Linked DNA regions of Homo sapiens: region 1 is linked to region 2. Evidence: read pairs that join two places in POLR2A ChIA-PET (ENCODE). Cell type or tissue: OCI-LY7. All regions are shown on one strand.

The links. ChIA-PET counts read pairs that join two places held together with the same protein. Peaks named below come from ENCODE experiments on the same cell type or tissue, not always from the same donor. Only the 100,000 strongest peaks of a DNase experiment are listed, where the experiment ranks them.
Region 1: POLR2A ChIA-PET joins it to region 2 with 9 read pairs; 2 of 35 experiments call an interaction of 5 or more read pairs at or near these places.

What each region holds. Positions count from the first base shown.
Region 1 is chr17:9,354,967-9,358,966 of GRCh38, reverse strand. The region is part of intron 7 of STX8 (syntaxin 8); the gene reads left to right. Among named protein-coding and RNA genes, the nearest start is that of STX8, 220 kb to the left of the region's middle. In OCI-LY7, no CTCF peak of the experiment used is centred here; a DNase peak (open chromatin) is centred at 2,376.
Region 2 is chr17:9,944,909-9,948,908 of GRCh38, reverse strand. It overlaps GAS7 (growth arrest specific 7), which reads left to right. Exons shown (of 14, transcript NM_201433.2): 6 at 1,926-2,015. Among named protein-coding and RNA genes, the nearest start is that of RCVRN, 42 kb to the right of the region's middle. In OCI-LY7, no CTCF peak of the experiment used is centred here; no DNase peak of the experiment used is centred here.

The sequences.
Region 1 (4,000 bases), 590 kb after region 2:
GGGGCTGGGGACTATTACATGTAAGCCAATCAAATACAGCCATAATGTTCCCATCCTTAAATCACATCTCCTGCCCTGGGGTATTGGGTGCTCCCGGAGTTTCCTGTACTCATCCTCACTTCTCTCTTTGTAATCTTTTCCCCCTACTCTCTCCTTTCCTGTTTTCTCTCAGTTCCAGTCTTCCTCCCTTAATTACTGTCCTCTCTATTTATCATCTTGGTCAAGAATATGCCTTTTAAAGGCCTCATGCCCAAGCTGCATCCCACCCTTCAGCCAGCATTCCTAGCACCCTGCCATCCTCCGGTTTCTTTTGTGTGGCCTCACCAGCCGCTTTCTCTCCTCAATGTGTCACCGAACATGGGGCCATCTGGAAGTGTGTTTAGAAGATAACGGAGCACAGGAATAGTCCCAAGAAGTGCATTTAAAAACTGTTACTGTGTAATAACTTTATGATACATTCTGCCGCATCCTCTTAAAAATACCTTTTGTATCTGTTTTCTTGTCATTTCCATTATGCCTTTTAAAGTGGGTTGAAGACCGTGAATGAACAACTGAGTGGTGTACCATGGCTGCCCTTTTGCAAAATTGAAGACCTTTTTTTCCCTTCTGTTTAGAGACAGGGTCTCGCTCAGTTGCCCAGGCTGGAGTGCAGTGGCATGGTCATACCTCTGTGCTAAGCTATCAGGAGGATCACTTGAGCCCTGGAGTTCGTCCCCTGTAGCTGAAACTACAGGTGTGCACCACCATGCCCAGCTAATTTTTTTGTTTGTTTTTTTGGTAGAGATGAAGTCTCGCTTTCTTACCTAGGCTTGTCTTGAACTCCTGGTTTCAAACGATCTACCTTGGCCTCCTGAAGTGCTGGGATTTACAGGTGTGAGCCACTGCACCTAAAAATTGAAGACTGAAGCAGCCTTCTCCCAACTTGGTTTCAGCTCCTTATTAAAAGATGTTTTTGTGTTCGGTCATCTTAGCAGCATGCAAACCAGTTTTCTTATTTTTGTAGCAGTCAAACTTTACAGAGAGGGCTGTTGTGCACTTAGCTACTTATTCTGGAAACTAATGGAAATCCTCTTGAATTTGGGACTTCACATTAGAGAAACTGTCATCTTCTAGAGATGTATGACTTTGTCAATAAAACAATTGAAATCAGTTTGTACTTTTGCAATCATAACCATAGATGAGGCATTGCGCCCTTCACTCTTTCTGAAAATTAAGACTTCTGGAGTATTTAAAAATTTTAATTTTTTATATTTTATTTTATTTTATTTTTTTGAGACAGAGTCTCACTCTGTTGTCCAGCTGGAATGAAATGACATGATCACAGCTCCCTGCAGCCTCAACCTCCTGGGCACAAGAGATCCTCTGGCTTCAGCCCCCTAAGTAGCTGGGACTACAGGTGCACACCACCATACTCAGCTACTTTTTGTATTTTTTGTAGAGATGGAGTTTTCTACAAAACCACAGGCTAGGCTGTTCTCAAACTCCTGAGCTCAGGTGATCCACCTTGCCTTGGCCTCCCAAAGTGCTGGGATTACAGGCGTGAGCCACCGTGCCTGGCCAGTCTTTTTTTCTTCTTATTTTTTAAATCCCTCAGAGAGGTTCCGTCAGTTGGGAGCCAATCAGGAAAAAGAATAACCATACTAGGTATTTCACTCAGAGGAGACAGAATGCAAACAACTTGTTAGAATACTGTTAGAAGGGCCGGGCGCAGTGGCTCACGCCTATAATCCCAACATTTGGGGAGGCCAAGGCAGGCAGATCACCTGAGATCAGGAGTTTGAGACCGCCAGCCTGGCCAACATGGCGAAACCCCGTCTCTAAAAATACAAAAATTAGCCAGGCATGGTGGCACATGCCTGTAATCCCAGCTACTCAGGAGGCTGAGGCAGGAGAATTGCTTGAACCTGGGAGGCGGAGGTTGCAGTGAGTTGAGATCATGCCACTGCACTTCAGCCGGGGTGACAGAGCAAGACTTTGCCTAAAAAAAAAAAAAAAAAAAAAAAAAACTGTTAAAAGGATGGAGAGAATGAAAAGGGGAAGGTGCAGTAATCCAGAAATTAGTCCTTGTGTGAAGCAGCTGCCACCCTTAAGCCTAGGAGAGCAAAGATGCAAATGCGCTGCTGCACACCACAGTACTCCTGGGATTGCCGCTCAGCCAGTGCTAGAGATGCCTAGGACCTGGCCCCTGGGCTGCAGCAGAAGCAGGCCTGCCTTGCTCGTTCTGGGACTGCCAAAGAGAGGCTGCCACTGCCATGGGGAACACTGTTAGAATACAGACACTTGCAGAGATGCTGCCAGAAGCAGATGGGGAAAGAGAGGAAGAGGAACAGCCTCACCCCTCTTCTTGCTTTCTGAACTCCTGACAGTGCCTTATTTTGGCAGAACATAACAGGAAGCCAGCTGGCAGGGGAGCCTGGGAAGGGTAGTTCACAGACTCCAAGCCCCAGCATGACTGAGCAGAGAAGGGCAGGTGTGGAGCTGGCAGACACCAGGTCATACCTGGCATATAGGCAGCTTACATGGGCACCACTGAGATGTGCAACATATATTCTCCTGACAATCATCTGACATGTTTTTCCAGCCTTCGATGTTTCTTTCAGAATTATTGGGTTCTTCGTGGACCTGTTGAACTGAAAAAGGTTTTTATGTATTCTCATGGACCATTTGGTTAGAGCTATTCTTAAAGTCATGCCAAACAGTGAATTTCTGCAAACCCCAAAATGCAGACATTGTTTTAATAGAAGAAACAGTATTGTCACACTGAGCTACTGGAAGGAACGATGCTATTTCTACTGCTTGACAAATGGACCTACCACCTACATATTAAGTAATTTTAGATGTGAACAAATGTAGAACAACTGAACTTAATGTCTTCTAGTTAAGTTGGCTTACATCCCTCAGCTACTTCCTTTCTTTCTCTCTGTAAAAGAAGGAACTGAGAGGTGGTCTGTGAAAAAAAGCAATGAATGGGAAGGATCAGTGGTCACTCCTGGCAGTTTCAAAGTTGAAGAGATGGGCTGGGCCTGGTGGCTTTTGCCTGTAATCCCAGCACTTTGGAGGGCTGAAGTGAGCGGATTGCTAGACCCCAGGAGTTCAAGACCAGCCTAGTCAAAATAGCGAGACCCTGTCTCTACAAAAGTTTTTAAAAATTAGCTAGGTGGCCGGGTGCAGTGGCTCACGCCTGTAATCCCAGCACTTTGGGAGGCTGAGGCGGGCAGATCACGAGGTCAGAAGTTCGAGACCAGCCTGACCAACATGGTGAAATCCCATCTCTACTAAAAATACAAAAATTAGCCAGGAGTGGTGGAGCGCGCCTGTAATCCCAGCTACTCGGGAGGCGAGAGGCTGAGGCAGGAGAATCGCTTGAACTCGGGAGGCGGAGGTTGCAGTGAGCCGAGATTGCGCCATTGCACTCCAGCCTGGGCGACAGAATGAGACTCCGTCTCAAAAAAAAAAAAAAAAAAAATTGCTAGGTGTGGTGGTGCATGCCTGTAGTCCCAGCTATTCAGGAGACAGGCGAGAGGAGATTGCTTGAGCCCAGGAGGTCAAGGCTGCAGTGAGCTGTGATTGTGCCACTGCATTCCAGCCTGGGTGACAGGGTGAGACCATGTCTCAAAAAAAAAAAAAAAAAAAAGTTCCACAAAGTAGAACCAAAAGACACAGGAAGATATCAAAATTAGAGGATCCATCCAAGATCGAAAGAGTAGGAATGCCACAATGAGAAAACAACAGTCAACAAATTACCAAAGGAAATAATGCCAGAAATTTCCCAAGAACTGACAGACAGGAGTAACCATATTTATTGAAAGAGTCCATTATCAATATCCAGCTTAAGAAATGAAATAAAAAAAGACCCATGTCAAATCACAACATAATGAAATTTCAGAGCACCCAGTTAAAGAGAAGTTTCTGCCTCCCTAGGGGTGGGAGGTAGGGGACAACAGATTACTTTCAAAGGATCTGAACTTAGAATGGCATCCAATATCTCAGCAAAAACAGG
Region 2 (4,000 bases):
CTTATAAGGCTCAGGCCTTGCTCCCACAGAGGAAGCAAATTAGCCCGCGTCCTAGGAGAGGTGGGAATCTGGGGCCTGAAGCCACCTCCACACAATGGGGAAAAGCCAGGCAGTATTGCAGATGTGCTCGGGCAGAAAAGGCTGAGATGACCTGAAAATTTCTGTACTTCACGCTCCTTAGCTAGGGCCAGCCTTACACGTGCAACCCAGATTTTTTTTTTTTTTTGAGGGGGAGTCTCACTCTGTCACCCAGGCTGGAGTGCAATGGCACAATCTCGGCTCACTGCAACCTCTGCTTCTTGGGTTGAAGCGATTCTCCTGCCTCAGCCTCCTGAGTAGCTGGGATTACAGGCACATGCCACCACGCCTGGCTAATTTTTGTGTTTTTAGTAGAGAAGGGGTTTCACCATATTGGTCAGGCTGGTCTCGAACTCCTGACCTCATGATCCACCTGCCTCGGCCTCCCAAAGTGCTGGGATTACAGGCGTGAACTGCCGTGCCCGGCCCCCCAGATTATAATTTTAAGGTGTATTTGTTCGTATGATACACATCGTGACATAAAATTTGCAAGGTAATCTCTCACCCCTGACCCTCACCCACACAGTTCCTTTCCTTGGAAGCAAACAATGTTATCAGTTTCCAGGAATATTCTATATGCAAATAACCAGATGTGTATTATACAGGTGACCCTTGAACAACATGGGAGCTAGGGGTGCCCCCTCCTCACCCATAGTCCAAAATTGACATATAACTTTGAACTCCCCAGAACTTAACTACTAATAGCCTCTTGTTGAGTAGAAGCCTTACTGACATGAACACATATTTTGCATGTTTATGTGTATTATACACTGTATTCTTACAGTAAAGTAAGCTAGAGAAAATAAAATGTTAAGACAATTATAAACAAGAAAAATATAATTACTATTCTTTAAGTGGAAGTGGGTCATCCTCAAGGTCTTCATCCTCAACATCTTCACATTGAATGGGCGAAGCAGGAGGAGGAAGAGGAGGGGCTGGTCTTGTCTTCCTTTTTGAAAAGGAACTATAATACTCTGCTTGCTTTTTTTTTTTTTTTGTTTTTAACCTTCACCTAACCATATATCCTGGCACATTTTCCTTGTTAAATTTTCTTTTTTTTTTTTTTGAGACATAGTTTCGTTCGTACAATGGCATGATCTCAGCTCACTGCAAGGCTGGAGAGCAATGGTGCCATCTCGGCTCACTGCAACCTCTGCCTCCCGGGTCCAAGTGGTTCTCCTCCCTCAGCCTCCCGACTAGCTGGGATTACACGCATGCGCCACTACGCCCAGCTAATTTTGTATTTTTAGTAGAGACGGGGTTTCTCCCTGTTGGTCAGGCTGGTCTCGAACTCTCAACCTCAGGTGGTCCGCCTGCCTCGGCCTCCCAAAGTGCTGGGATTACAGGCGTGAGCCACCGCGCCCGGCCGCTTTCCTAATTAAATTTAAGAACTTCATCACCATGTCCTTTCTGATTTCCATAGATGTCTATCTCATACTTTGTTTAACCATTCCCCCACTGATGGACATTGGAGTTGTTTTCCAGCCTTTAACGGCCATAAATAGCGCTGTCGTGAAAAAGCGTGTGTGGATGTCACTGCCCCCATGCAACTGTATCTGTATGATAGACTCTTGTGCAATTGCTGGGTCAAAGGCACCTGAAGTTTGCAATTTTGATCCTAGTAAACTGCCATCTAGAGAGGTGGTACTGGTTCACAGCCCATTTGGGGTGGGGGTGAGCACCTGTTGCCGCTCATGTGAAATGCTGGCCCCTGGAGCACGGGAAGATCCCTGTGCGTGTTCTGTCAATAGGGAGGCTGCTCCAGTGCCGTGTCCCCCAGGAGCCGAAGCCTTCCTCGCTATTCCAGTCTCCAGCGGGGTCATTCTTTCTTGTTCTGTGCCCTACAGATAAACTGTGTGACGTTCCCTCACCCAGACACGATGCCGGAACAGCAGCTGCTGAAACCAACCGAGTGGAGCTACTGCGACTACTTCTGGGTAAGCAGCGCCTCAGTTTCCCCCACAGCGTGACCCCGGTGACCGGGAGTGGACACCCAGGATGGGTAGGAGGGACCTGGATCTCAAAGTGGAGGGGCCTTTCTCGTTGGAGCGTGAAGGGCTGGTGTTAGAGTTTGCATCTGTGACAGGAACTTAGGACCCTCTTGGGGTCCAGCTCATTCCATGAATCTCAGGGGTTCAGCAGGACTTTTGTTCACATTACAGACACTTCAACCAGAATGTAGGTAAGCGGGGGGCCATTTTCTCCGATGCTCAGTGAAGGCAGGAGACTAGAATCTGCCTCAATAAATGAACGTGGGCTCCATACCTGCTTGTCACTTACGTGAGTGACGTTGGACAAGTGCTTCACCTCCTTGGGCCTCAGTGTTCTCATCAGAATTGTGAGGCAGTTGGGCACAGGATCTTCAGAGAGCTCCAGCTTGGGTAATCCTGTAGTTTTAAAACGTTTGCAGATCACTTAGCGAACACAGAGTTTTAGTTTTGCAAGATTAAAGACAATTTTGCAGGTGGATGGTGGTGATGGTCGCACAACCATGTGAATGTACTTCATGCCACTGAACTGCATTCTTAAAAATGGCTAAAATGGTCCGTTGTGTGCTAGATGTATTTTTTTCACCATTCAAATAAATAAATTTGTAGAAATGCAGAGTCCTGTACCTCAGAATATCCTGGGAATGGTCCTGGGCCATTTGCATGTTAAAGTCATAGTGACTTTCAGAATTAGATCACCCCTTTCTGGAATCAGATAGTGGGGATGGTCACAAACCCTGTGAATGTATTGAAAACCACTAAATTGTACATTTCAAAAAAACAAGTGTCCAAAGACTCCAAGGAACAATAAATAAGTAAAAACTTTGTTTTCACCACTTTGCAAGAATGGATTTTTTGAGACAGAGTCTCACTCTGTCTCACCCAGGCTGGAGTGCAGTGGTGTGATCTTGGCTCACTCCAGCCTCCACCTCCCAGGTTCAAGCGACTCTCCTGTCTCAGCCTCCTGAGCAGCTGGGACTACAGATGTGTGCCACCACACCCAACTAATTTTTTGTATTTTATTTTATTTTTTTAATAGAGACAGGATTTCATCATGTTGGCCAGGCTGGTCTCAATCTCCTGACCTCAGGTGATCCACCCACCTTGGCCTCCCAAAGTGCTGGGATTACAGGCATGAGCCATCGTGCCCAGCCGGATTATCTACACTTTTTTAGATTTGCTAACCGAATACTAGATAAAAGTGCTTTTCTCTTTCTACAAAATCGCTTGTACCTTAGAAGATATACAAAGATCCCTGTTGCCTACACCTCTCACCAAGGCACAATTTCTGTAGCTCCAGCTGTGCTGTGTCCAGGGTAGAGATCTGTGCATTGGTTGAGGAAACAGTATAAAGGGGCTTATCTTTGGCATCAGACAGACCTGGGCAGGTGAGCTCAGAGGGCGGGGTAAGCAAGCATCGGGGTAAGCAAGCATCAGAGTGCGTAAGACTTTCTAGGCCCCAGTAAGTGAGTTTTATTCTGCTTGTGGAAGGAGGGTGTTAGAAGGTCTTAAGCAGCAATATGATGTGATCTGATTCATAGGCATTGTGCAGGTGGGGGTGGGAAGTTGACGGGTGAGTGGAAGAGACCAGGAAAGATGGTGGTGGCGGCAGAGAGGGAGAGATGTACCTGGGTTTGGAAACATCATCTCTCAAGAGGGGTGCAGTAAATGGAGGGTTCAAGGAGAGAGTGGTTTGAGCCCTGGAAATGGGTATCCTAGTTGCTGGAGGTCAGCGTGTGGGGTCTCAAGCCTTGGAAAGCTGGTAGGAATGTCTGATGCCGCCTGCATCCAGCAGCATCCGGAGGGCGACACTTGTGAGTTCTTATCTTAATTCGAGCTCTCTGGGGACTCTGATACTTAATCTGCAATCCACTTATCCCCCTGACCATCAAGGCCTTTTCCATTAATAGAAATTTCTCTCTCCTGACACAGTC